2 separate regions of the Homo sapiens genome follow, and region 1 is linked to region 2. The links are chromatin loops, found by intact Hi-C in ENCODE. Cell type or tissue: MCF 10A. All regions are shown on one strand. Links, peaks and the distances in the headings refer to the core of each region. The heading gives the core; the rest is flanking DNA.

Region 1 (2,801 bases), core at 167-2,666, 670 kb before region 2:
TTTGCAGAGATAAAACAGGCAAAACAGGACAAAAAGGCATCTCTCTGGCCATCTTTCTCATTGTGCAATGTTTTACCTTATTTATTATATCTACTTAAAGTTAGCTATTGAAATAATAAAGGGAAAAAAACCCCAAACTTCCCAGTCACTAACAGTCTGTCAAAATTGTGCACTCTGAAATGGACATCACAGGATTGGAATTTGCTAGGATGTATATGCCAAATGTATTATAGGTATGTGGCAGTTTAGAAAAACTTCAAGAAATTTACATGACTCAGAATGCTACTTCTTGTGTTTGCGTCAGACAACATGCCTTTTTTTTTTAAAAAAAACATAGGCATGTTAGAGAGTGCATGCTTCATCATTTAAATGCCAGACTAGTTTCATGCATTATTCTTTAAAGTTGCTAATCCTGTAGATTTCCCATTAGCAGATTTACATAAGTGCACCTCTCCTGAATGAATATGTTAGCTCATGTTGCATTATAAAGCCCCTTTATCTGACAGTTGCACCTGTCATGGGGTATCCTCAATTTACTTAGTTGAAGATATTTTTCTGAGGTCATTTGTTTTTCTTTCTAGGGTTAAAGGTTCTGCACAATTTTTCCTTTTCCTTCACATCTGCAAAGGTTCTTAGAATGCCTACAAATGAACACTACATGCTCTGTTTTAAAGTCTTAGGTGATTTCTCCCCTGGGGCATATACATTTACTTCTTAAGGTCTTGTAATTCACTTGAAAATGCACATTTACTCACACCAATAAAATTTTCTTCCAGCTATATATTTTCCTGCATTACATCATCTCATTAAGCACCAGAATCACCCAGGCTTGGATTTCCCCCAAAGATTGTGGGAAATTTGTGACTGGCTCCATGAAATGAGCTCTTATTCTGTGATGGTCTAAAAATAGTTGCACCAAACCACAAAAACATATTGCCAGTGGCTTAGATTAATGCCTTTCTTCTGTGATCAGGAGCTATTAGGTGATGGTGTGGGAAGGAGGCTCAGAGATCACCTGGGCAAGATTTTTAATTTACAGATAAGAAAATTGAGTCTCTGACAAGTGAAGTGAATTGCTTATGGTCCACAGTGAGTTCTTGTCACCTCCAGCACTGGAACTCACATTTCTGGATTCCCTACTTTGAAGAAAAAATATCCAACTTGGATGCTTGGAAGATAGGAGAGCAAGAGGGTTGAAATCCTGCAGATCTGGATTAAAATTCCAACTTGATCACTTAGCTATGTTGACCTTGGGAAACTTCAACATATCTATGTCTATTCATCTCTAAAATGGGTATAATAGTAGTAGACTCCTTAGAGAATTGTTATGACAACTAAATGACATAATCCATGCAAAGGTATTAATGCAATGTCTGACATGTAGTAACTGCTCAATGATTGGCAGGTAATCATTTTAACTATTTTTATATATAAAAAGAATAGGATAAAGACAAAATGTTTACATTACTCAGATGAAGCTATCTGAGTAAGAAGTGATTGCTTTCCATAAGTAGAAACAAATATTGGGTGGGTGTGGGGAAATCTAACGAAAGTTTTTGTTGTCATCATGCTATTTTAAGTTGACTGTACACGCTTGAAGTTGAGTCACGCTCACAATAATTTATCCTGCAATTAGGGAAGGGTGCCACTAGGTGGCAGTAGTTTCTTAGTCATGGTTGTATAATTTTGGTCACCAAAAGGATGATAAAAGGAGACGTAATTGGAACATGTTTCAATTCATACACATTTTAAAGTCGACCTCATCACCACTACATACTCACATTTATTAAAATACTGTAATTGACAGGCCTTTGAAGTCAGATATACTTGAGTTTGAAATCCTTCCACTTTTTAGATCAATGTGGGCAAGTACTTGTATAAACACTACCCAGATTAATAAATAAAATATTACCAACACCCCAGATGCCTTTTCCACTATTAATGGACATTTGGATCATTCCCAATTTTGGCTATTAAAATAATGATACTAGGAATATTCTTATAATGTATTTTGGTGTATATATGTATGCGATTTCTTTGGATATGTGTATAGGAATAGAACTGATGGGTCATAGGGTAGGCATACCTGTAGCTTTAGTACATACTGGCATAGTTTTCTGAAGTGGCTGTATCACTTTCTACTTCTACCAGGTGTCTATGAAAGTTCCATTTGCCCAACATCTTTGTCTGTAAGTGGTATTGTTACATGAAATTTTTAAACATGATCTAGCAGATGTATAGAGATGTCTCATTGTGTTCTTAACATGTATTTCTCTGATGACTAATAATGTAGAGAAACTTTTCATGGATTTTGGCCATTTGGATATGCTCTTTTGTGAAGTTCCTGTTCAAGACCGTTGCCTAGGGTTGAACATGTTGTCTCTCATTTTAAAGATTGATAGGTAGGAGTTCTTTATACGTGCTGCATGAAAATCCTCTTCTCCCACTCAGTCGCTTGCCTTTCACTCTCTTAATGGTGTCTTGATAAATAGACAGTCTTCATTTAATGAAGCTCAATTTGCCAATCTTTTCCTTTATGTTTGTGTGTGTGTGTGTGTGTGTGTGTTTTAAAAGAAACATTGGCCTACGCCAAGGTTATGAAGATCAGTCGCTGAGGCTGGGGATAGCCTGGCACTAATTGGCTTAGGCCAATTACCTGGTTAACCCCTGTGGTAGGGAGATGGGATGACCCTGATTGGATTAGACCAATCAGGATTCACCTGGGGCACTAGTGTTAGGTCAATGTTCCTCAAAGCACAAGGGCTCTGTGAGGGAGCTGGAGGATTTGAACAAAAATTGGG
Region 2 (2,801 bases), core at 252-2,751:
AGGTTCTCAGAGCCTCACATGGACCCAAGGCTCTGTCCCCTCTGCCCATGTGGGCATTCAAATCTGAGTTCCAGCCCTTAAGGTCTATAAGCATCCAGCAGCCCTCCCCGCCACATCATCAACCCCTGAGTCTGCCATTCTTAGATTTAAAGTTGTTTCTTTGTTTCTTAGCAGCTGGGCATTTCCACGTCTTTATTTTGATTTTGGATGTGCTATATTATTTCACAAGTCTACGTATTGGAAACAGGGGCTGGAGGCAGGGTGGGGAGAGTATTCAGATCAGTTCCGTCTGTTAGGTTGCTGGAGCCAAAGTGAAAAATAAAAGGAACCAGTCCTTGTCATTGTGAGACTCCAAGTCTGGGAAGGAAAATAGATACATTTAAAACATCAGAATATAATTACATGTGTGCTGAAAGAAGGATAGACAACAAAAATTCAGAATGTCCATTCTTAATTACCTAAGGGGCTAGACTTCTCTTTAAGTTATTAGAATGTCCATCTTACTGGGGCCACACAGCCCAGCTCTGGGCTTTTTGGAATGTCCTGTCCTTATTTGGCTATATCTGGTAAAAGCTGGCTGATTAGGTTTTGCCAAATAAATCTTACACAATAGTTTCTTGGAAGGGGAATAAAAGTAAAACATTAGTAGCCTTGATCTGTACACCAAACTTTTGTTGCAACTAATGTATTTGCCCTGAATTCAAGATTCAAATATTTACTTTTAAAAGAAGTTACAAAAGATGATTTGGTCAATGTTTGAGGCTAGAATCAGGGATCATATACTAGCTGAGAGTCTTGACTCATTGAAATCTTCAATTTTTATGATTGCTGTTAATTAAGGGAGGCAAATGCTCAGAAAAAATAAAAAGTTTGGCTTGGGCAGGCTTACATTCAGGAAAGAGAACAAAACACAATATTCTCTTTTCTTGCCACTTCAACCCTTCCCCCACCCCTTTGTTTAAACACAGAAAAGTACAAAAGATAATAAAACACATGATGGCACACTCCCAATTCTGATCCCACTGTTCTTTTTTCCTCTCTTTGACATTTCCTCTCCACCACCCTCTTGATTTAGCTATTCCCCTAGAACGGCATCTGGGCCCTCCCCTCCCCTCCCCTCCCCTCCCCTCCCCTCCCCCCCCTCCTCCCCCGTCAACTGCTTGGTAACTTCAGCTGTTTTTCTAATGTCCATGCTCCCCAAATGTCTGCATTCACTTCTAACTCCCTGAACGGAGAGAGAACGGATGTCATTTCCCTGCTGGACAGCGCCATCTCGTGGTCATCCAGGGACATCGCTCTCCCTTCTGCCACTCAAACCTACACATCCTGGTTTGCCTTCCTTTTCCTCCTCCTCCTCCAGTGCCTCTTACTCTATATAAGGCAATGTCTTTCTCTAGTTTACTAAGACCAGAAACCTTCCAGTTCTCTCTGACCCGCCCCGCCCTTTGCGACCTCTGCTCAGGCTCTGTCACTTCTCTCATCTGCTCCCTTCTCCTCCCAGGGTTACCGCCTCTGTGCAGTCCTTGGAGCTGGAGCCTGGGGCTCACAATGGCCCACTTCATCCTACACTCTGCTTCCTGAAGCCTCTGAAAACCCTGGTCACAGCAGGTCCCTCCCATAGTATAAAAACCTTCAAAGGCTCGCCATTGCCCACACCCTAAAATCTGTATGTGTAATTCTGCATAGTGCTCGGGTTGATAAACTTTTTCTGTAAAGACCCAGATGGTAAAAGTTTTAACCTTTGTGAGCTGCAACCACTCCACACTATGCTGTAACATAAAATCCATTTCTATGTGAACAGAAAACCACTTTCTCCCTTTCTTTCAATTTGTTCAATACACAAACAGGGAGCACTTTCTCTGAATTCAACATTACACCAAGCAACTCAGATATAAATACTATGTTTACACTGACTTCTGGACCTGGTCGTTACTGATGAATCTGCTGTCACCTAATCATGGTTCCATTGTATATGATCCATCCTTTTTCTCTGGTTTCTTTTTCTAGCTGGGCACTGTGGCTCACACCTCTAATCCCAGCACTTTGTGAGGCTGAGATGGGGGCACCCTGCTGAGATGAAAGCAGCCCTGGATGACAGGTACGTGGATGAGCGTGCTCGAGTCCCCAGAAGGCTTTTTTATGGATACTAAAATTTGGATTTCATTTCATTTCCACATATCATAAAATAATCAAAAACACTTTTAAATTTTCAACCATTTAGAAATGTAATAACCTTTCTTTGTTCATGAGACATTGAAAACAGGCGGTGGGCCAGATTTGGCCCACAGACTGTAGTGTGCCTACCCTGCCCTAAGCAAGTTAGATGATTAAAGGTGGTTAGGCTCCCAGCATAGCTTATAGAAAGCGAGCTGACAGAGAAGAGTGAAAATGCTATGAAGTCACTTCTCTTCAGACCTCTGGTGTATGGCCCAGTCCTTGGCCTGCAGTGGGTACTCTCTGCCCTGTGACTTCCAGCCCCTGAACTTTGCCTCCTGAGTTGAAACCTGGCAATTTCTTTGGGCCAAACCTGTTGCTCAATAATCCATGAATGACTTTAGGGTGGAGGTGGGGGTGGGGGGAACCCTGACTCTACAGGACAAGAAGACAGGCAGCTCTGTTTCCCTGGCCCCTCACTCCCAGGATGGATGAGGCTTCTGTCTTGTGAGGATATGAAAGAGTTGAGAGGGGGTGGGTTGATGGAAGAAAGGTGGGTGGGGAGTGGAAGAGAGGGTCCCTGTGGCAGATCATGAGCTCTTCAGGAATCATGCCTGATTGTTTCTATCTGTATTCCTAGACCCTAG

Evidence for each region. A loop is a pair of places that touch in the nucleus more often than their neighbours do. Peaks named below come from ENCODE experiments on the same cell type or tissue, not always from the same donor. Only the 100,000 strongest peaks of a DNase experiment are listed, where the experiment ranks them.
Region 1: a loop joins it to region 2, with 5 times the contacts of the local background. A loop is called at or near these places in 3 of 110 quality-filtered maps.

What each region holds. Positions count from the first base shown.
Region 1 is chr15:81,938,635-81,941,435 of GRCh38, reverse strand. All of the region lies in intron 3 of LINC01418 (long intergenic non-protein coding RNA 1418), which reads left to right. Among named protein-coding and RNA genes, the nearest start is that of LINC01418, 27 kb to the left of the region's middle. In MCF 10A, for the core only: a CTCF peak has its summit at 1,662 (motif pointing right); a DNase peak (open chromatin) is centred at 1,655.
Region 2 is chr15:81,273,701-81,276,501 of GRCh38, reverse strand. All of the region lies in intron 6 of IL16 (interleukin 16), which reads right to left. Among named protein-coding and RNA genes, the nearest start is that of STARD5, 49 kb to the left of the region's middle. RefSeq lists enhancers at 1,120-1,414, 1,140-1,434. In MCF 10A, for the core only: a CTCF peak has its summit at 1,282 (motif pointing left); a DNase peak (open chromatin) is centred at 1,271.